3 separate regions of the Mus musculus genome follow, and all the other regions are linked to region 2. Evidence: chromatin loops called from intact Hi-C (ENCODE). Cell type or tissue: left cerebral cortex. All regions are shown on one strand.

Region 1 (8,000 bases), 380 kb before region 2:
GTTTAAAGTATGCCCAGTTGTAAGTCACAGGCACCAATACAGTGCCTGGAAACCAAGTCTTACAACTGCATTATTATTTTTATTTTTTAATCTAGTAAGTAGGAAAAAATGCTTTTAAATTATATAAGTCACGTTCATTAAGTAATGAGATGATCTTAAGGGAGGCTCAATATCTAGGAAGTCAAGGGAGCAGAGGTAGACTTCCATGTCCTAACAAGGCCCATGTTAGCAGATCACTAATCTGTATTTTTCCTGATACACTCCTTTTATGATGTAGGAGAACACAAAGACTCAGATCCAAATGTATTAATTGGACAATAAAGCAGTCACAATATGAATCTCTCCCAATAACTCCCACGTACAGCTAGGAAAGTGATGTCCATTACTGTCTCTGAGGCCAAAGGGCAACTCTCTTTTGAAGAATTCATTATATTTCCTACTTCACAGCCCTTGGTCTTCCATCTCAGACTCCCCCCAGCAGGGAGAGGCTCCTGGGGAGTGGTAATGAAAAGGTAGAAAAGAATCAGAGGACCCTTTCCCTACTGCCTCAGAGGGTATCTGAGCATTGTATTCCTTCCAGATCTTTACCTGCTTTATCTGCTTAATTAGCATTGCCCTCTGGGTCTCACCCAGCTCAATTGCCTCACCATGCAGGAAACCTTTCAGTACCATAGCCACCTACAGCACAACTTGACTTTTTCTGGAGGGTTATCCATTTGTCATCTGGTTTTGTTTCTATGTGGTGAACTCCAGCAGAAGAGGAGAGACGCTGCCTTCCAGTCAGATGAATAAAAAACACATTTTAGTTTCCAAAGAAAAGAAACTACTTGTATCTTCTGCTAGATTCGAAACAGGAATTATGGAAAAATCTTTAAAATTTCTAATTTACTAGTCAATGCAATCAAGTCACTGGAAAAGCACTAGGGAAGTGAGGGTAAGCAGCAGTTAGACTGGTGACCTAAATCCTATCCGTGACCTTAATCCCAGCAAGACACTGAGCAGGCAAACTTTCTGCTTCCCACAACTTCCATGAAAACAGGTCAAGCTGACATGCAAACATTTTTTTTAATGTGTCCTTTCAGTTCTAGATTTTCAAATTTCTGCTTTGACCCAGCTATAAAACAATACACATTTAAAACCTATATAAGAATAATTATGAAGAATGCTTTTCTGAACTTTTTCCAGACTTGAGGAAAGCCTTCACACGTTGTATACAGCTCAGCTCCACCTAGAGAAAACCAGATACTTAGGTCAGTTTTGAAAATGTTTTATATCTTGCTGGGAATGATGGTTCATGCCTTTAATCATAGCATTTGGGAGGCAGGTATATCTTAGTGGGTTTGAGGCCAACCGTGTGTGTGTGTGTGTGTGTGTGTGTGTGTGTGTGTGTGTGTGTGTGTGTGTAATTCTTATGGAGTTCCAAGACAGCCAAGACTATATAGACCCAGCCTCAAAAAACGCAAAGGAAGAGAGAGAAAAGAAAAATCTTTATAACTCAAAGCAAAGGCCTCAATGAGAAAGTGAGTCTCCCATTTCACCACTTTGTCTCAGCATGGTGCAGATAAGTCCTTGCAACTTCTATCACTGTGAGGTGGGGGCTAAGAACTGTCAACTCTGAGCTGGCAACAGTGGCTAGCTAGCTTTTGCAAGGAATAGTTCCTTTAGTAGCCTGATATTTGTAGAGAGTATCAATGTCTAAGGAACATAAGTATTTCAGAAAATTGTAAGGTCTTGTAAGAGGCTGCAGCCCAACACTGGAAGGAAAGATTTAGGAGTTGATGAAATTCTGCCAAGGGAGCAGGAATCCAGTGAGTAGCTAGTTACTGTCTGTATCCACTGCATCTGTCTTACAACTTAGTAAGTAAGGTACCTGGACATATAGCCACCACAGCATTCCAAAATACACCTGCCATAGCACCTGGAAATGTACCTACTTTGGCACCTGAAAATGCACCTGCCACCATATGTAGAAATGTACATGCTACAGCACCTGCAAATATGTACTTGGCTCAACATTGAGACATGCACCTCCCAAGACACTGAGTGACTATTTGCAGAGAGAAAGTTTCTTTCGCTGGATCATGCAAGGGCATAGAATTTAAACCAAGTCTTTTTACTCTATACCCAAGACATTTTAAGCTCCAGTGCACTACACTTCAACTGCTTCAAAAGCAAGGAAGTATTTGTTAAGGGAATAAAAAGACATCTAAGATTTTTTTTTTCCCTTTCAGTATCTGTAACTCAACAGAAAGACTTAACAATTCATACTACCTAGAGATTTCCATGTATCTTTTTGCCTTCAAATTTATGATGAAAGACCAAGTTGCGCCTCTCTGAAACTCGACCAAGGTTTAAGTGTGTCCAACCTGTCACAAAGACATTTTTAAAGTCCTCATTCTGAGCATCTGATTGTCGGCCATACCAGCTTCTCAAATTCAGCAAAATGTAAGCTACAATTGGCATATGTTTCTAGGAATGGTGGCTGCTGTGCATTTTGTGTTCAGAAAAATACAGAGGCAGAATATTTATTTAGATAACTTCAGAACTTTTAACATCTCCCACCCCCATGCTACTCCCCATGCTCAAAATGCCTGTAGGCACATGTCCTTTCAAGGTGAACATCAGTAAAGTCTATCCAAAACAATAAGCTATAAATAAAATTTCCTTAAGAGAACATAAAGAATGCAAACCTTATATTATAATTTATGTTAGTTAGGGAGAATTTGAAATGAGAAAATAACTCTTTTTTTTTTCCCTAGGAGAAAATGAGAAATTCTCATGATTGATGCAATCAATAACTGAAATAAAAACATCTATGTGACATCCATGGAAAAGCCTGCAGTCACTTTCAAATCTTCACCAAGTAGTTTAGGCACATAAGACCAAACAGCTGTAATAATAATAATAATAATAATAATAATAATAATAATAATAATAATAAAAAATTAACAGTGAGAACCAGGTCTGGGAAGGAGGGAACAAGACATTGTGGCCTTGAATCCTGGCAGTAAACTTGACCTTATACATCAGTGACTTCTGTATGACACAGAGGGAAAGTAAGTCATGTAATACAAAGCTTAAATGACATTTACTCTTTTCTACTGGGGAAGGAAGAGAAATACTACTTTACAAACTTTTCTATAACATTGTTATATATCCTTGGTTTAATTTTATTGTTGGAAATTTTGCTATTGAGAAGACATTTTAGCATGGGCTGACTGCATTCAGAAGAAAAGTATCTAGGGAAAGTGCTACAACACAGCACAGACCATTTCAAGGAAAACCCTTCAACTTCTTTGGCCAGCAAGCCAAAGGCCCATTATGAGGACCCACATTCACCAGCTACTACCATGGGGGCTACCATTACTGCCATCAGGGCTACAAATGCTACAACTCAGATTCCTACTTACAACTACCATTATTTTTCCTAGAAAAATATGATCTTATTTGTGTCATCTTAATAGTAATGTCATCTGACTCAATAAAGGTTATAAAATAATCATACTCATTACTCAAACATCCATAGGCAGATTTCATGGAAACTGTCCCTATTTCCATCTGATTAAGGAAGCCAAAAAAGCAACCTGAAGAGTCTAATGTTCCCTACTAGCCAGTGGTAGAACTGAAGTTCAGACACCCTGACATCTGCTCCTAAATCAGTCTTACTGAGACAGCATGCACAACACCCTGGGTACAGATATTCTGGGATTAGAAACCAGACGTTACAAGACATGTCCGGGGGAATCTCTAAAAGGAGAGATGATACAAAAACAAAAATCAAAGCTATCTGCTATAGTTTGAAAGTCCCTTCTAAACTTTTGTTGAAAGTTAATGGCCACTGTCGGAGCAATCAGTTGCCAGGCCCTCGACTGGTCCATACCACTGCCTCCCTATCCCTTCCCTAGGTAACATTTTTCCCGTTCTTAGAAAAGAGAAATTCAGGAACTTTCTAAAACTACACCCATAAGGAGAAAAGAGAGAAACAGTTCAGTTTCTACAGTGTTTGCCTCACAAGAATGAAGAGCCAAGTTTGGATCCCTAGTGCCCACATAGAGAAAAGGAGGAGGAAGGCTTTAGTAATTGGGAATCTTAGCTCATGCCTTCTATAATCCTAGCACTAGGGGGCAGAGACGGCTAGATCTATGTAGCACACTAAAAAGTCCATTTAGCTGAATTGATGAGATCCAGGACTGGTAAATGACATTGCTGAAAGGGGAAACGGGTGGCTGTAGAGAGTTGAAGGGAAGTAGGAAAAGGGAAGAAGAAGGGAAACGGGAAGGAAGTTGAGGAAAGCTTGGAAAGACACTAACACAGAACATCCACTCTAAGCCAAGAACAGTCTCCTTTAATAACCATGAATAACCTTAGCACCGAAAGTACCCAAGATGGTAAATGTGGTCAGAGTAGACTGAGACCAAGGATCAGGGATGGGCCATGCTCTTCTGTGGTGCCAGAAAGATTAATGAGCTGTATACACAGGCATTTCAGAGATGACTGCACAATATAGCGTCACTATTCCCACTAGCTTCCCAAACAAAAACTAGAAAAAATGCTCTAAAACTAACATCAGTCCGTCCCCCACCCCCATCACCTAGGGTCAGAAAAATGTTGTAATGTTAAAAATATCCTGACTGAAATAGAAAAGGATTTAGCCAAAATCCTAAGGCTGATAGGAGACCAGTCTTCTCCAGGATTCAAGCAGAAAAGACAGTCTCAACTTCTGCTTAATATACACAATATCCACCAAGACAAAGGCAAAGAAAGCCCTGAGAAACACGGAACCATGGCTTCCTACAACCCGAGTTATCTATTTACAAAAGGACTTAAAGCTCTTTCTCTTTCTTATATTAGCAGTGTAGGAAGTGAAAGCCCTTAAAGTAACCAGCTGCCATCCTCAAACCTGAAACAAATTTAGGTCAGGAGTGAGGTTCACTTTTGAAACCCTGTCTCAAAAGAATATATTGGCAAGTAACAGCAGACACCCAGCACCCTCCTCAGACTTGTACCCACACATACTCTGTGCATACATCACACACCCACAAGATGCACTACGATCTACACTCAGAAAATCAGCTTCTGGAACTGAAGAGATGGATAAAAGCACTTGCTGTGAACACAAGAGGATCTGAGTTCAAAGCCCCAGTATCCAAGTTAAAAAAAAACAACAAAAAACAAAAAACAAAAAGCAAAAAAACTTGCTTCTGGATGTATCTTTCTATAACCTGAAAATTAGGGGGATGGAGACAGGCTGGTCATCCTAGTGACCTCACTATCAGCCTAGGTGAAACAGGAACTTTAGGTTCAGTGAGAAACCCTGTCTCAAAAGAATATATTGGCAAGTAACAGCAGACACCCAGCACCCTCCTCAGACTTGTACCCACACATACTCTGTGCATACATCACACACCCACAAGATGCACAAAAAGATTAGCTCTTGGACAAGAATGGTGATGGCCACTGTCATTTTCAGTGTTCCTCCAACCCCCCCACCCCCAGACACACGGCAAGCCCTTCTCCCTGGCTACAGCCTGCAAAAGACACCTGCTAATCCACAAACTTTTTGACTTCTTGGAAATATGGTCCTCTGCCTTAAGCGAGGCAAGCCCAAGCCCTATTTTAAAGACACTCCTTTCACTACTTACCTGTCACAGTCATAAAAATGGGGAAGGGGTTGAGAACACTGGCTTTCATTCAAATGAACCTAAAAAATAAAGAACTCTAATAAAGAAGGAATAGGCTACAATGGTTTTCTTTTCCTTTCTCTGTATTTCATTTTCCAGTTTTTCTATAAGGCCTCTCTGTATGCTGCAACATGAAGAAAAATTAAATTTACTACTGCTGAGGCAAAATCAGGGCTCCTTTATTATAAGGCTCTGAACCTGAAGAAAATATGTTTATGTTTGATGAGATGCCCACTCCCTATTGAAAAATCCAGAAGCTTCTAGGACCCACATGATGTCGATATATTAACTTGTGAATAATTGAAAATGTTAATAAAGAACAGTCTATCCCCAGTCTCTAGACCACATGAAGTTGGTAGCTTAGTTGGAAGATGGGGGAGGGGGACTCAGGGACCAGCCATCCCAGCTGTCCAGAAGGCTCAGTCTGGGACATAGAGGACTTCAGCCTACAAATGTGCTCTTAGGCAAATTGCTCTCAGGATGGAGAGGCAGTGAAAGTAAGAGGAGCCAGTTAAAACACAGATCAGAATTCCAACTCCATGTGGACAAATTCTCTACACTCGGTTTCTTCATCTACAACTACCAACTACAGCCCTGAGTGTCCAATATGGGAAGACTCTGAGAGCAAGTGAGAATATTAATCATATAAAATGAGGCCAAAATATATGTGAGGCTGACTGACCAAGGACAGACAACACAAGCCCTGTCTGCCTCAAGGGAACATGGGGTTTTAGGGCTAGTAACAGCTTTTGTTCATCCTAGTCTAAGAGAATTGGTCTTTTACAAGGTTTGAATCTTCACAAATTGCATAATCTGACAAAAATCAGTTAATCTTAAACCTCAGCTTCTTCACCTAACTGCTTAAGCAGCAGAGCCAAATTACAAGGTTGCTAAAAGCTCATCACAGAATGACTTCAGCACTTGCGACCGAGTACAATGCATGGTGGACCATCAATACTTCATCCCATACCCCATTTGCTACAATTACATAAGGAGATCTACTTCATCTACATGTACAGATTTAAGAAATTTGATCACTATAGTAACCACAGCTCCATATGCATACTTACATGGAGTTTTTGTTTTGTTTTATTTCTATTTTTCTTATATTGAAAACAGATTTTCTTTCATATAATATATTTTAATTAAGGTTTCCCTTTCCCCCAACTCTTCCCAGGTCCTTCCCAACTCTCATTTTCTCTCCTTAAAAAACAAGGCATCGGGGCTGAAGAGATGACTGAGTGATTAAGAACACTGACTGCTCTTCCAAATGTCCTAAGTTCAGTTCCCAGCAACCACATGGTGGCTCACAAACATCTGTAATTGGATTTGATGCCCTCTTCTGCTGTGTATCTGAAGACAGCTACAGTGTACTCATATAAATAAAATCAATAAATCTTTTTAAAAAAGAAAACAAGACAGTTAAAAATAATAAAACCATGAGATAAAACAAAATATACACAAACCAGAATACGACAAACCAAACAGAAGAAAATGAACCAAAGACACAGCACAAGAAACATATGTGTAGAGACTCATATATTTGCACAAAGAAAATTCCATAAAAACACAAAACCAAAAACCTATATACAAAAACGACACATAAAGTTTTTTTTAAAGAAAAAGAAAAAAAAAAAGCCCAAAGAAAGAATCATGAGACAACGAACTTCCAAAACTGCAAATGCCATTAAGTTTGTAAGTGTTGGCATTGACTGCTGGGCATGAGGACTGCCCTTAAGACTAGTTTGTATAGCCAATGAGACACCATAGAAGAAAACTAATTTTTCATTTACAAGTAGTTATCAACTGAAGATAGCTTGTGAATTAGGGATGTCGGCTGTGTCTTCTCCTCTCAGCACTGGAACTCCTTCTGGCTTAGACTCATGCAGGCCTTGCACACACTGACACAGTTTTTGGAAGTTCATATGAGCATCAGTACCTGATGTATTTAGAAGATCTTGTGTCCTTGGTATTCTCTATGCCCTCTAGTTCTTACAGTCTTTCTGCCTCCCCTTCCAAAGGGTTCTGTGAGCCCAATGGAGTAGAGGGAGAATTTGATAGAGACACCCCATTTATAATTGAGTGTTCCAAGGTCTCTCACTGTCTGCACATTGTCTGGCTATGAGCCTCTGTGTTTATGCTCATCTATTGCAGGAAGAAGCATCTCTGATGATGGCTGAGCAAGACGTTATTTAAAGATGTTCCTTGAGTATCTTAGTCTCGGTTTCTATTCCTGGACAAAACATCATGACCAAGAAGCAAGTTGGGGAGGAAAGGGTTTATTCGGCTTACACTTCCATGCTGCTGTTCATCCCCAAG
Region 2 (8,000 bases):
GCTGTAAGGTTAAGAATCGACAAATGGGACCTCACAAAATTCAAAGCTTCTGTAAGGCAAAGGCCACTGTCAATAAGACAAAAAGGCCACCAACAGACTGGAAAGGGATCTTTACCAATCCTAAATCTGATAGGGGACTAATATCAAATATATACGAAGAACTCAAGAAGCTAGACTCCAGGAAATCAAAAAACTCTATTAAAAATGGGGTACAGAGCTAAACAAAGAATTCTCAACTGAGGAATACCAAATGGCTGAGAAGTACCTGAAAAAATGTTCTACATCCTTAATCATCAGGAAAATTCAAATCAAAACAACTCTGAGATTCAACCTCACACCAATCAGAATGACTAAGATCAAAAACTCAGGTGACAGCAGATGCTGGCAAGGATGTGGAGAAAGTAGTCCTCTATTGCTGGTGAGATTGCAAGCTAGTACAACCATTCTGGAAATCAGTTTGGCAGTTCCTCAGAAAATTGGACATAGGACTACTGGAAGATCCAGCAATACCTTTCCCGGGCATATACCCAGATGTTCCAACTTGTAATAAGGACACATGCTGCACTATGTTCATAAAAGCCTTTTTTTTATAATAGCCAGAAGCTGGAAAGAACCCAGATGTCCCTCAACAGAAGAATGGATACAGAAAATGTGGTACATTTACACAATGGAATACTACTCAGCTATTAAAAACAAAGAACGTATGAAATTCTCAGACAAATGGATGGATCTGGAGGATATCATCCTGAGTGAGGTAGCCCCATCACAAAAGAACACACATGATATGCATTCACTGATAAGTGGATATTAGTCCAGAAACTTAGAATACCCAAGATACAATTTGCAAAACACATGAAACTCAAGAAGAAGGAAGACCAAAGTGTGAGTACTTTGTTCCTTTTAAGAATGGGGAACAAAATACCCATGGAAGGAGTTACAGAGACAAAATTCGGAGCAGAGACTGAAGGAACAACCATCCAGAGACTGCCCCACTTGGGGATCCATCCCATAAAAAAAAAACACCAAACCCAGTCACTAGGCAGATGCCAACAAGAGCCTGCTGAAAGAAGCCTGATATAGCTATCTCCTTTTAGGCTCTGCCAGTGCCTGGCACATACAGAAGTTGATGCTCACAGTCATTCATTGGACGGAGCACGAGGTCCCAATGAGGGAGCCAGGGAGCTGAAGGGGTCTGAAGTACCATAGGAAGAACATCAATATGAACTAACCAGTACCCCCAGAGCTCCTTGGAACTAAACCACCAATCGAAGAAAACACATGATGGAACTTGTGGCTCTAGCTATATGTAGCAGAGGATGGCCTAGTTGGTTATCAATGGCAGGAGAGGCCCTTTTTCCTGTGAAGGCTCTATGCCCCAGTATAGGGGAATGCCAGGCCCAGGAATGGGAGTGGGTGGGTTGGGGAGCAGGGGGAGGGATGAGGGGATAGGGGTTTTTGGAGAAGAAACTAGGAAAGGGGATAACATTTGAAATGTAAATATAGAAAATATCTAACAAAAAATTATCAAACAATAAAAAAAAGAAATTTGAAATTACTATGTTCTTGGGTAAAAGCTTGCTATTAAGTTTTAAGGCCCAATGACAGTGTGTGTGTGTGTATGTGTGTGTGTGTGTGTGTGTGAGAGAGAGAGAGAGAGAGAGAGAGAGAGAGAGAGAGAATAAGGATGCTCAGATATGCATGTAGAGATCAGAGATTGCTATTGCATGTCTTCTATTTCTCCTATCTTATGTTCTGAAACAGGGTGTGTGTGTTTCTCAACTTGGACCTTACCATCTCCTCTAGACTGGCTGGCCCCAAGCCCATTGATCTGTGTAACTCCAAGCTCCCAGTGCTGCAGTTACAGATGTGTAGATTTGCACCTAGCTTTTTCCATTACTGCTGAGGATCTGAACTGAGGTTTTCTTGTTTGCACAGCAAGCATAATACTCAGTAAGTCATCTCTCAAGCCTGTTCTACCAAGATAAAACATACAGTCCAGTGTTTCTCAACTGGGGCACATCTTCCCACAAAGGGGACATTTTGCAAAGTGTGAAAACATTTTTGGTTTTCATAATCCAGATGGTGCAGCTGATAAGCAATTGACATCTAGCAGGCCAAGAAAGGTGCTTTAAAAATCTATAATAAACAGGACATCCCCACAACAACAAAATTTCCACTTCCAGAGGTCAATAATAGCTAGGTTGAAAGATCTCACCTTAATCAGAATGGGTTGGAGTCTCATTAATTCTTTGATTTGCATATTCATTTAGCAGTTGACTATGAAGAGGCCAGTAGGTGTCAAGAACCATTTTGCTTGCAGTATAAACTGAGCAATGAAGTCCAGATACCTGTTCCCATGGAGATAATAGTGTGGTCGTATACATCAACAATAAGTACATAAATACATAAGACCACTGAGAAAGTAATATTGGCACAAATACAAAAATTATAAAGAAGTGAATTTGTGCTAGGACTTGGGCTATGTTAGCTAGGAGGTCACAGGATGTCTCCCTGAGTGTCAGCATTTGTTCTGAGATGTGAACAAATGTAGTGTGTGTGTGTGTGTGTGTGTGTGTGTGTGTGTGTGTGTGTGTGTGTGTGTGTGTGTGTGTGTGTGTATGTGTTGGGGAGGAACCAAAATACCTGAAAAAGAACAAAGAATGAGTAGGAGAAAGAGTAGGAGAAAAGGTTAGGGTACCTCAGCTGATGTTAATAAACCTGTTCTGGAAAAGGCCAGGTGTTAAATATTATCAACTTCGGGGCCTATACAGGCCTCTCTCAACTACTCAATCCTCTCCTTGTCTTGCACAAGCAGCCATTCATGCTATACAGACAAGTGGATCTCCAATAAAACGTTTTTATAAAGTTGGGCTATTTGTCCAATGTCTGGTATAAGACCTTATAGGACACAAGAAAGTATTTCAGTTTTAAATGAACAATTTTAAACAGGGGAATTAATAATGACATTTTCAGACTGTCCTTCAAAAGAATAATGTAGCCACTGTCTCGGTAGCCTTAGGCTCCTCATTTCATCTCTCTGGGCCAGAATTTCCTGATGTTTAAAATAGAATTGGCTGGTCCCCTAGATTGATGTTAGGCTGGGGCGACACAGATGGAGCGAACGAAGTGTAGTTTGCAAATGTGAGTTATCGTGACTGTTAAAAGTGTTCCCATCTGTGGAGGCCCCGAGCCCTCCCATGTACCGCTACAGCGTTCTAGTATGAGCGATCACACCAATTCATAGCAGGAGGAACTTCCTCAAACTCAGGAGGCAAAATTACTCACTTGCCATCACATAAGGAAAAGCAGTTGTGTTTGGGTTCCCACCTGCCAGCCTGCGTAATTTCAGCTCAAATATAGACTTCGTGCTCATAGCCTCATGGGGCTGCTTCTCCCCTGGTAAGCCCACAAGTTTTATTTTCTCTGCAGAGGCCTCACTTCTCCACCAGCAAAGAGATTTTCTTTGCCTGGCTTATTCTTGACAAATATACCATCCAGTCTGGAAAGTGTCCAGAGGAAGCTCAGAGTGAGTTAAAGGGCGATGAAAAGACAGGTGCAAGGTCCCAGGCCAACAGGTGGCAGGACTCCAAGGAAGGTGCAGGTGCTTTGGACACTTCTCACATGGGAAGCTAGGTCAGGTCAGGGGCATCCTACTTAGGGCAGTGCTCAAACTCCTTCCCATGATCCTCCAGGATATAGCTCAATATTGCCTCTCTCACTCTGCTCTTAGAATGGTCACTCCTCCTGCTGTGGTCACAATGTTTGCCCCAAACACCAGACACACATTTCCTCGGGGCCTCTTTCAAGCTTTCTAGTTAACATCATTCCATCTTTTTCTTTGCCTGTCTAGCAACTTCACAAAAATCTCCATTGTAGTTTTCCTGGACAAAGATCTTCTCTTTTTTTTTTTTTTTTTTAAAGATTTATTTATTTATTATATGTAAGTACACTGTAGCTGTCTTTAGATACACCAGAAGAGGGAGTCAGATCTCGTTACGGATGGTTGTGAGCCACCATGTGGTTGCTGGGATTTGAACTCTGGACCTTCGGAAGAGCAGTCGGGTGCTCTAACCCACTGAGCCATCTCACCAGCCCAAGATCTTCTCTTTGCAGCACACTCTGCCTATCACTTTTTATCCATTATTCTGTTATATTTAGTGCTCAATAGTGTAACACACACATCTACTTACCTGGAATTGAAGTCTAGAACGATTTGTTTATCTGCTTCCTGTCTGTCTGCCAACCTTAGAATATAAGCAAGTTAAAGGCAGAGATCCATCACATGCATGCTGTCCCTCTGAGTCCTGCTCAGGAGTACTTGGCATTCAAATAATTATTCTGAAAGAATGAAAAGTCCTTAGTGAGAATGGGACAGATGCTAGGTGCACCTAGTCAGCTGGTTACTTGTGACTCAAGCCAGTAGCATTTGAGCTCTATAACAGATGACAGTAACCCAGCCATTTGAAATCTGGACTCTGTAAAATATTCAGGCTATCTTAAAGTAACACTAGCTTTTAAAACAAATAGACCTTCGTATTTCACTAAAACCATCTTTGTTTTGTTTTTGTTTTTGTTTTTATTTGTTTGGTTTTTTGAGACAGGGTTTCTCTGTATAGGCCTGGCTGTCCTGGAGCTCACTCTGTAGACCAGGCTGGCCTCGACCTCAGAAATCCACCTGCCTCTGCCTCCCAAGTGCTGGGATTAAAGGCATGCGCAACCACCATCCGGCTGACCATCTTTGTTTCACACTCATTTAGCAATCTATTGTGGCTTTTTTTCTATTAATGAAAGACTTTATGTGATTCAGGAACTCTGGCTCCTTCAGTTTCTGTGGCCTGTCATCACTAAGAATTGTGACTCCTCTGATTCCAGTTTATGTTGAGGAGAGAAAAACTGGAAAAGGCATGCACACTTGCCATACCCCAGGGCATAGAGGATTCCCTGCCTTACTTCTACTCTTTTCTATCCTTCTTCCATTGGTATGAAAAGATCATGTCTTTACCTAGCTGCAAGGGAGGATCAAAAACTTGACCACCAGCTGCTTAACAGCAACAGCTCTGTACAAAGAAATACTACGTGCTCTCAACTCCAACTGCTGTTCGATATTTGACTGTCTTTATTTCTTCTATGTTGACAACTTTGCCCAGAACTAGGACAACTTTGTCCTAACACAAATAGCCAGTAGAGATCCTCAAGCTTGCCAGCCTATAAATCTTTGAAATAAATTCAAATCCCATGCAAACCACAAACATGGCCACTTTCCTGTTACCACCATTCCTAAGGTAGCCTTCAGGATGCTCCTAGGAAGCAAGTTAATCACACATCTCGGAAAGAATATTCTGCTGACTTTTTCATACATTACTGACTCCTTAGATCCCTGAAATTGCTTCCATTGAAAGTCACCAGTGACCTTGGTATGAACAGGATTTTCTCTCTACAGACTATATTCTATATGCCACCTCTGCAAAATTTGATACCATTTGATTCCTGCTGGTAGCTCATGATTTTCTGAGCTCTCAATTCTCTGTGTTTATCTCTGACCATCCTCACCCTGTCCTTTCCTTTCTACTCAATGTTGGTGTCACTTAAATCCTCCTCTCCTTATTAGCAATGTTTTGCTGAGAATGCCCTTCATGGCTGAAGCATTCTCATAGTCTCCTGTATTGCCATAACAAACTTCCACCCACTGCATGGCTTATAAGATCAATGATAGACTATTTCATCTTTCTGGTTTTTAGAAATCCAAAAATCAAGTTGATCATGGGCGAGTTTCCAAGCTGGAGACTCTGAAGGAAAGTCTGACTAATGCCTCTCTCACAGACTCTGTCTCTGACAGTCTTCAGAATTCCTGGCTTATAAATGCATTGATGTATCCTCAATCTATCTCTTCATCTGGCTGTTTTCTGTGTCCTTCCTTTTTTTTTTTGTAAAATCGACAGTCACTTGCTTCATAGTCAACATGCCTCATGTCAAGACTTCAGTGTAATTTTATCTTCAAAGTCTCTCTTCTAATGTGGTTATACTCAGACTGAGAGCTAGGACTTTGACATATCTATTGGTAGAACATTACACACTATATTACACCTTCCAAATTTGTAACCCCTTCACTAGATTTCCTTCTAAGCTCACCATCCCATATTTCCAACTTCTTCTCCATGTTTTCACAGGAACCTCACATGCACATGGTCAAATAAGCATGTTGAAATGATTTCCTTAATTCTGATTGTTCTTGATTCTCTTTAATGGGAGATGGCTCACCATCTGTCCGCTTTTCCAAGCTAGCAGCATGAGGCACATCCTGGATTCCTTCCTCTCTTGCCTCCCACTTTCAATCTGAAACTGACTTGCATGAATATAGCTGGGAAATATCCCCCAACTCCTCCTCTGCCGGTGTCTCCAGCTTGTTACAGAGCTCAATATTTTTCACTCCTGGTTTGCCCACAATTTCTTCACTCACTTCTTCCTTAATTTCTCCAATTTAATATTAGAACTGTTTGCAGAACAGTTTCCTCCTAAAGCTTCAACAGGTTCATGGAAGAGGTCTGTATTCCTTCATCTAAAATCTGGGTTTTATGAAAGCACAAGAATCTTTTGGATTTAAGAGATGCCATGTACAGCATATTCTGTAGGTCTATCAGTACACCATGGGATAACACCATCATCGCAAACATGGATGAGTACTGTCTATGAACATCCACATGAAGAGGGTTAAAGATTGTGAAGAAATGCCTTATAAGTTCAGCTGTGTTCTCTATCAAATTAGTTTGTGCCAACACATGAAGAAATATTCAGTTGTCAGGTTTCTGAGTTTCAAGAGGGTAGATGATGGCTTCTAATCTTGTATTTTCTTTGTGGAAGTTTTTATTGGTTCCCAATTGTCTCATCCATTGGGCTTTAAAAACTACTTCTTTACTGGGTTGTGACCTTCAGATATGTGCATGCTGATCACAACATTTTTAAATGTTCAAAGTGGCAAGCCTTTAGGATAAAGAGACTTGCACAGACTTCTACTGCTCCCTATAGTGTTTTGAACATATTAGCTCAAAATTTACATTTTTCTTTATCCTGAGTATTTGACCTTCAGTAACATTGTCTCTAAACTAATAGTTACACATAGTGTGATGTGCAAATCTCTTTAAAGCACACCCAAGTAACTTCTCCAGTTATCTCCAGCTCATCCTTCTCCTGCTGTTTCCTTAGCCTCCTTCTTACCCCAGGCACAATCATATTGTCCAGGTAAATGCAGATCCTTAGTTTGTGAAGCCAAGTTCTCACATTTGCCTAAAATCTCCTTTATTCCCATATTTCTGAAAATTAATATTGATTGATTGATTCATTCATTCAACAAATATCCACAGAGCCTAAAACTGTGAAGTTTTATGCTGTGTTAGAGAACAAGACAGAAAAATCATTAGCTTTATAGAACCTACATAATCTGCTAAATATCCTGGGTACCCTAAGTCACACCAGTTAACTATTAGGTCAACATGATATAGATTATCTCACAACAAGTTGATTTTGAGTGCCAGTTTTTTACATTAGGATAGAATGAATTACAGGGCAATCTTAACCATGAAATCAAAATATAATACAATGCAACTGTGCACCACTTTAATTTAGCAGCTATCATCTGTCCCACATGGTTATAAGACAGCTCCCTCTAGACAACCACTTTAACACTTGTGGAGGCAGAAAGGAAGACTTAGTGATTACAATAGTGGTTCTTACAACTCTATCTATGGGTGACAAATACTAGATCTGATTTCCATTCTTTGGCTAGTGCATGTCATAGATTTCATATAACTTTTGGGATCTGAGAGTATACTTGGGAGAAATTTGTGAAATACCTAGTGCTCTCTGTAACAAGCATTCTTCTGTTAACAGCTGGGCATGAATGTTAGAACTCTCCCTTTTAGGGACCACAGGCAAGAATCTCTTAACTTCTTAAACCTGCATCAGGGAGGACCTGCTTTTACAAGGCCTGGAACTCCAAGCTGCAT
Region 3 (8,000 bases), 260 kb before region 2:
GACAAGGAGCACCCAGACAGGAGCTTAGCACAACTGTCATCTGAAAGGCTTCATCCAGCTGTTGATGGAAACAGATGCAGAAACCCACAGCAAAACATTAGGAATGCTCAGGGATTCTTGTGGAAGAATCACATATGCAGCAGTTGTACAGCTTGGTCTTCATGTAGGTCCCCTAACAACTGGACTGTGGACTGAGTCTCAGACTCAAGATGCTTGCCTGCCTTTTGATCCCTTTCCCCTAGCTGGGCAGGTTTCTCAGGCCTCAGAAGTTGGGGGTCAGGGGGGTGGGGGAGCTAAGGGGTTGGGGGGGCAAATTTGATCAAAATGTAAAGTGAATGAAGAAAGAAAGAAAGAAAGAAAGAAAGAAAGAAAGAAAGAAAGAAAGAAAGAAAGAAAGAAAGAGGGAGGGAGGGAGGGAGGGAGGGAGGGAGGGAGGGAGGGAGGGGAGGGGAGGGGAGGGGAGGGGAGGGGAGGGGAGGGGAGGGGAGGGGAGGGGAGGGAAGGGGAGGGGAGGGGAGGGAAGGGAAATTTAATATACTTGGTCCTGGAAAGAGAGAGAGAGATACAGAGACAGAGAGACGAAGAGAGAGAGAAGGTAGGTAGGTAGGTAGTTAGGTAGGTTGGTAGGTAAGTAGGTAGGCAGGCAGGCAGGCAAATAAAATTAAATGTACTTACTTGGTTATGGAGATCACAATTCCAACTTTGACTTTCCACTCTCTCTAATAACCTGCAGACAGGAGTGCACAACTCCACTGTTGAGTTTCTTCCTGACCACATGCAATCAGCCCTCAGATTAAGAGGGTTTAACTAACAGCAGAAAGAAGCATTAGAATTTGTGTCTAGGGCTGAAGAGATGGCATGGCAGTTAAAAGCACTTGCTGCTCTTGCAGAGGACCTGAACTCAGTTTCTAGAACCCACTGGCAGTTTCCAACTGTCTATAACTCCAATTCCAGGGAATCCAGTGTCCTCTTCTGACATCTGGGATACAGACATGCATATAGTACACTTTTCTTTCAGACAAAACACTCATACACATAAAGTAAAACTAAATCTTTAAATAAAATATAAAATAAAAATCATATCTATGCTAAACATGTAGACTTTTTCATTTGGTCATTTAGTCTATAAACATCACACTGTAATAAGTATTTATGTACCATCTACATTGGAGTAGGTATTATAAATAATCTAGAGGTTTTTTAAGTTTCTATACAAGCATTATTCCATCTTATAAAAGTAGCTTGAACATATGTGGAATTTGGTATTAAGGGGTAAGGACCTAAGAACCAATCCCTGACAGATATGAAGACCCAGGAAAACACTAGAGTTTAGTACTACAACACACAGAAGTAGTCAGACACATGCAGGAATACTCCCATTTACAGATAAAACTATTCCAACAGCAAAGAAAGTTAAGAAGAAAATAGAAATGACTATAATACAGAAGCCATGTTCTGGTGGGAAGCACAGTCATAACTCTATCTGGAGCTAATACAAAATAAAATGTATTCTAACAGAAGGCAGCTTTGCCCTTGCCATACTGTATTACGTGTTAAGTAACTGGGCCCTTTTTTTCCCACTACTGTGTAATTACACATGAAACCGCAGATGTCATTCATGTACACAGAGGCCTGACTTAGGCTTGAAAAGAAATCCTTTCTTCATCTGCATTGCTAGCAGTTTTTGAAAGGACAGGAAAAATGCTCTATGGAGAAAAACATGGACACCAAAACATCTGTCTATGTTTAATAGTAATATGAGATAATCAACTACCTCTGTTGGAACTTGCCCAACAACCATTCTTGCCCCATTTTGATTTCATAGAGCATGAGACTGAGGCACAATTGCTAGTAAGGGGCCCAGTCAAGGCACTAACTTTCTGACTCCAAGCTTTCCTTTTCTAGAAATTCTCCTTTTCCAGTTGCCATTCCACTGACTATTCATACACAATGTATACTGGGGTTTCCACACTGCTGTCTTCCTTACTCCCACTAATGTAGAAACTTCAAAGTCATCCTTTGAACATACCTGCACAGTTGTACACAACTTGCAGGAGTGAATGGCTGCCTGCTACAGCTGATCACCAATGAGACAAATGAAGAACCCTTATGACTTCGGCACAGAGCAAAGCATTTGCCATTAAAAAAAATCAAAAACAAAAACAAAAAACAGAATCAATCAAATCACTACTTGCTACACTAAAAGCAAGAACAGTTAACTCTACTGAAATCTACCTACTGATTTCCAGATATCAACATCACAGTGCCCAGCACATAAAGCAAAGCCACATCCCCAAATTGTCATTGTTCCTGCCTCACTGACCTTACAGAATCCAATACTCTGCCTCAACTTCTTCTGCCACCCCTACCAAAGGGATTTCCCCAAATTTATAAGCCTCCCTTCATGCCTTAGGACCACAGCCCTAAATATTTTCTTCCTTCAGTCTCTTACCCCTTGGTCCTACTGCACCTATGAAGATCAATCCTTAAAGCCCTAAGAGAAGGATGAGACTCTGTGTTGATCATTTTTCCTAGACCACAGTAGCCATTCTCCTTAAACTACCTACATATGCACTATACTTATGAGTAAAAGGTCACAGATGCAATCTAACAGACTCTGGGGTTCCAGGTACTGAAACAACTTGCAGAATTTTGCAGGTTCTGAACAAAGTCTAAGTCTACATGCTAAATCAAGCTTTTAAGACTCCAGCAGGACCAATATCTTGGTGAAAATTGTCCTTTGAGTGCCAGTATGCTGGAATGGCCAGTCTCTTAGACTCTTCCTTCATCCCCTGTAAGTCTTTCATAAGAGCTAGTTGCTATGGGTAGACCTGGGCCAAGGGACTTTGATCTTTGGGGAAATACAATTATCTTCTAATTCTGCTGTAGGAATCCCAGACACTAATGATTTAACGCTGTTAAAAATGGAGAGCACATCTAAGTCCAACCACACTGTCAAATACTATGTTACTATCTGTGTAAGGAATGTACTTTTAAGGGTATGACAGCAAGAAAATTTAAGTTTAATGGAATTAATTTCAGAAATGTCCTGAAGAAGTGTTATTTTTGAAGACTGAGTTATATTGTCCAAAAGCACATCCCCACATCGTCCCCCAAAAAGGAGGGGCTGGGGATGTATCTTAGTAGTCGTCAGAGCACTCACTCAGCAATCATGAGGCTTGGTCCTCAGAAGTACAAAGGGGATGGAGGACAGTTACCAGCACCATTAGGGAATTTAAAGTTAGCATGAACTAATGTTAAAAAGGCAGTTTACAGGAGCCAATGTTCCCAAAATGTATAGCCCTTATATACTTAAACCACTGTATTTGAATCTTACCAGATATTCCCTTAACACTTTGCAGTTAACACCCACACAGTCCACATGACATTGTAGAATAAACCAGGCCAACCATCCACTCAACAGTGCAAGCACAAACTGAGTACCAAAAACTTACGATCATGAGCTTTCACAACAAGCCATAGTCATTTCTAGCATCTGTTCCTGGTCTTTGTGCTTTGGTGACAGAATAGAAAACAATTCCCCCTAGTGTCCTGTAGGCGGCTGAAGGATGGAGAGAGACACTGGGAAAAGCAGACTCTTGCCTTCCAGCACTGACTTTAAAGAACAGCTCAGGAACACAGATCCTAGAAAAACCTTGGTGACCTAGACAAGAAGTATTCTCATAACTTATGAGAGGATAAAAACCTTTGATTTTATTTCTAAAGCTCATCCAGTTTCAACTTAAAAGTCAAAAGAATCTATATCCTTTCACATCAAAATATATTAGTCCACAATTCAGACCATTTCTTGAAGCACTGGGAGCCCACACTTGCAGGCAGCCTGTGCTCACCCACACTGGTGGGAATGTCTTCTTTAGAAGCCTCCCTGTTCTCCTACGGGAGTTCGCCTCCTTTCTTTGGCAAATCCACTAACATCTAAATCCTCATAGCTTCTGCCCTTCTGTGCAGATCCTTCCTTCAGTTCACTTTCCGTTCTGAAATTAACAGACCCCAGCTCCATAAATGTGCGTTCTCCTCAAGCAATTTTCAATAAGGAAAAGCACTCTTTGAAAATACCCAAGAGATGTGTGAAACCTTCATGGAAGTTTTCTCTTAGTCTGCTTTTTTTTTTTTTTTTTTTTTTCCTGCTCCAGTAAGGTCCCAACACACAGATGAGTAATTGATTCATATCAACCATTTGTGAGAGACGAGAAAAGAAATCACCACTGTTCTTTTCCTAATTTATATCATTCCCAATCTGGAGTCTATCAAAGTGAATCCTGAGGTGGGAAGGCAGGAGAGGCAAAAAGAAACATCAGCCTCAGATGCCTGCCTCCACTCATAAGAAAGCACTTTGGGTGCCCGCCTGTGTCAGAAAGGGTGGCGTGCCACTCCCTCCAACCTCCCTCTGTCGCCCTAAAGGAAGAAAGAGTATGAGTTCTCTTTTGAGACACTTACATAAGACTCAGTAAACTTCCTGTGACATTCACAGAAAATGTAAGCTGCTCTTTTGCTCCCTCGGGATATCATTTTAATGGACTGAGTGACAAAATTCACAGATTCAGAATTCAGCAGAAACCTACTCAACTGAGGTACATCAGCACTGGAACAGGGAAAACAAAAAAACAAAAAACAAAACCCAAACCAGTGCATCCCTATTAAAAAGGGTCACCCAGGAGATGGACTGGGTCAGCAAAAGACAATCTGTTCCCTCTCAAGTGACCCATTTAAAGTCCAGAAGTGCACAGGTTTAATAAATCTCACACTGGTAAAGACAGCTTATAGAAAGAACTATCCTTACAGAGCGGGGGCATTTCAAGGCGATGAACAGTATAACTTCATGATAAACATACTTATCATTCCAACCTCCAGAAGCAATGACATTTACAGGAAGCTCTGAGTAGACACTGATGACTACAAGAAGTTTAGTGTAACAGGACAGACCAGGTATGTTGGTTGGGACTCCCCCTCACGGGTATCCATGCCATCCAACCACTTTATCCTAAAGAGCTTTTGGAAAATGTGGATGCATACACCCAACCCGGCCTCTTTTCAACCTATTGGAAAGTTCTCTGGGCATCCCATCATAAAAGGCAGGTGAACGTCGAAGAAAAGCAGGAAGGGTCCCAGGGTGGCGGGAAAACAATACCTCCAGGTGTTACTAAGAACCTGCCCCCTACACACACACACCAACTCGCTCTTGCCTATCAATATCTTGTACACCTAAGAGCATGTCAGGCCCTGAGACAGATCCTGGGGACACTAGAGATTGGGGTCTTCCACCTCCTGCTTTTCCGGGACTCAAAGCCAAGTCAGAAACGGTGTGCCCATCCTTTTTACTAGCATCCTAAGCACACCGGGTACCAGCCACAGGTTTGGATAAGTTGTCCAGCATTGCTCACTAAAGCGTTCCCACGATGGTTCTCTCGCACATCAGGGCTCTTACCTTGGCCTTGACTACATCCAGGCAGAGGTACACTCCGAAAGAGCTGAACCGCGTGGTGCCACTGACGCCTACTAAGTGCAGTGGGTCCTGGTGGAGATCCCAGCTGGAGCTGTTCTAACCCGACCGACCGACGGTGCCAAGCACAGACTTCGGGACAGCCTTGGGCTCCAAATATCAATAGGAAAGGTCCGCCTTGCCGGGACTGAGCACTCTCCCTTCTTTCTCCTCCTCCGAGGCGGCTGCCGAGAGCTGCTCTACGCCAGAAGGACTCTTCCAAGCCCTGGGCGCCTCGCATGGGCAAGGGCCTGGGGGCCGCCCTGGGTTGGATCCGGGAAACCAGCGCCAGGAAGAAACGGGGAGCCGCAGCTCTGCCGGCTTCACCTTCCGCGCCCCTGACCGCTTAACCCCTTCAGGGCAGGGCCTGCCCGCAACCGGCCCGGCCAGGCAAGTACACCGGCAGCCCCAGCCACGGAGAAGAGGCGAGGCAGGAGGCAGGAGGCTGGAGGCAGCTCAGCCGGACCGAGAGACCAGCGTGGCGAACGAGCACTGGGACCGACCGTAGCTGCTTGCGGTGACCCTCCCCCCCACCCCCCGGGCCTGCGCCGCCCGCCCGCGGCTCCGCGAGAAGCGGGCGCTGAAGAGGGCCTCGCCCGGGCCTGGGGCGCGGGACCGGGGGCGCGGGGCCGGGATAGATGCTCCTTGGAAGGTCACGGCCGCCGGGGCGCCGCGAGCGGGACGCAGCCCGATGGGTGCGGGGAGCCCGGGCGGGCAGCCCCCGCCGCCACCTTGGAGACGCGCCGGCTTCCCGGAGCGCTCAGGTTTGGAGCCGCTCGTCCGCTGCAGACGCTGTGGGCAGCCTGGAGCCGCGAACGGACAGGCGCGCGATCCCCGCTTCCCGCGCGGGGCCGGGAGAGAATCGCTGTGCGGGGACCGGCGTGGGAGCGCGCTGGCGGGCGCTGGTGTTGGAGCTCCAGGCTAGTCCAGCCGCCGCCGCGTGCTTAGAGCGTCGGGCTCGTTCGGCAGCTGCAGTGACTGTGTGTCTGTGTCATGTCTGTGCAGCTGGGGGGCGAGGGGGAAGGACCGCGATCCTGGGCTGGGTTCCGAGCGGGGGCGGGACCGGAGCCCGCCTCGGGGCCACGCCTCCTCCCCGTGATCGCATGGACAGCCAATGGGTAGCGCCAGGAATGTGCGTCTCTAGTGCCCGCCCTGCCTAGGCTACGCCTACGACCAAGCGCCTCCCTCCGCTCCTTGGTTCATTGGAACGCAGGCGGATGAAACACCCGGAGCCCGGAGCCCGGGCCGGGTCTCGGGAAAAGGGTGCTAGCTGGAGCTCCCCGCCCTTCTTTCCCGGACTCCGGCTACCCCAGATTTGGATGAAAGAGAGTGAAGAGAGGCGGGTTGAGTTCGCAATTGTTGCTTCCGGTTTGCGAGCAGGGTGGGTCACCGTGCCACTCCTTTTACAAAATAACGGTTTGGGGGGAAGTAGGAAGTTTACCCTGCTTTTCCTTCGGTTGGGAACGCGGCTCTCCCCTAGGTTGACCGGTCATGGGGCAGCCAGAGCTGTGAAGAGGCCCGATTTGAGCGGTTTGACATCATCTTGCTTGGATTCTGGATCCAAGAATCCTGTGCAAGACTCTGGTCCCCCTCACCAGAGGAAACTACATTTTTGTGTCCATATATACACGCATAGATGCACCTCCTTTCTAATTTTACTCTTGCTCAGAGCCCCGCTTTCAACGTCCACTAAAGGGACATCTAAGCCTCCGGATGTTGATGAGGAAGGTGAGGATGCGGAGAGTCCGCCCGGACTGCGGAAGGAGCGGAAAGATTTGGTTATAGTAAAGGGGATGGGATGTCCCTTGGGAGAATACCCTCCCTTGAGGCTGAAGCAGAGCCTGGGTGAGAAAGAGGACCAGAGCGGACGGTCTACTCCCACTGGAAGACGGAGCTCCGAAACTGCGATCCAGCTTCCGGGTTTTTTCCTCAACTAGGTCCCTTGGCTTCTGGGGGCCCCTTCCCCCAGAGTCCCCACCTCCCCCAATCCGTAGGAGCCACTGAATCTCTGTCTTCCCCTGCGCTTATCTCCTCCGGCAGCCCACCCACTGTCTTTTAATGGCTGGGGAGGATGGAGAGAGGTGGGATGCCTTAGAAAGGGCTTCCTATCTCGGGACTCTGAGCTGACTATCTTACCCGAGGTGGAGCATCACTCTAATCTCGCATTCGAAGATCCAGCTCCTCTCTGATCCCATCCCTCATCCCCAGCTCTGGCCTTGATACCTACACCCTTGGACCGTCCTTTGACCTGCTCGACACTCTCGGCTTCCCTGCGTTCTCTAGAAGCCAGGACCCCTTTTACCACCAGCAGGGGCTCTCCCTCAGTTCCCAGCGCTGTTTACCTAATCAGTAGGAGCCTAAGTCTTGGAGGATGCGAACCGAAGGTAGCGGTTGCTTCGGAATAGTTAACTGCGATGCTGGGGTCCTGATGTCTTATCTCTACCAGAATAAGTCTTACCACGAACGTTGCAGGGATAGCAAATCGTATCTGGGTTTGATG

What was found. A loop is a pair of places that touch in the nucleus more often than their neighbours do. Peaks named below come from ENCODE experiments on the same cell type or tissue, not always from the same donor. Only the 100,000 strongest peaks of a DNase experiment are listed, where the experiment ranks them.
Region 1: a loop joins it to region 2, with 5 times the contacts of the local background. A loop is called at or near these places in 2 of 42 quality-filtered maps.
Region 3: a loop joins it to region 2, with 6 times the contacts of the local background. A loop is called at or near these places in 5 of 42 quality-filtered maps.

The regions. Positions count from the first base shown.
Region 1 is chr8:73,229,398-73,237,397 of GRCm38, forward strand. All of the region lies in intron 1 of Large1 (LARGE xylosyl- and glucuronyltransferase 1), which reads right to left. Among named protein-coding and RNA genes, the nearest start is that of Large1, 120 kb to the right of the region's middle. In left cerebral cortex, a CTCF peak has its summit at 4,114 (motif pointing right); DNase peaks (open chromatin) are centred at 4,110, 4,999 and 7,822; H3K27ac peaks cover 389 bases.
Region 2 is chr8:73,608,530-73,616,529 of GRCm38, forward strand. No RefSeq gene overlaps it. Among named protein-coding and RNA genes, the nearest start is that of Large1, 260 kb to the left of the region's middle. In left cerebral cortex, no CTCF peak of the experiment used is centred here; DNase peaks (open chromatin) are centred at 3,264, 5,777 and 6,313; H3K27ac peaks cover 2,306 bases.
Region 3 is chr8:73,347,020-73,355,019 of GRCm38, forward strand. Large1 (LARGE xylosyl- and glucuronyltransferase 1) reads right to left here and starts at 6,521. Exons shown (of 15, transcript NM_010687.2): 1 at 5,447-6,521. In left cerebral cortex, a CTCF peak has its summit at 3,557 (motif pointing left); DNase peaks (open chromatin) are centred at 3,491, 3,855, 4,405, 4,999 and 4 more places; H3K4me3 peaks cover 5,370 bases; H3K27ac peaks cover 3,764 bases.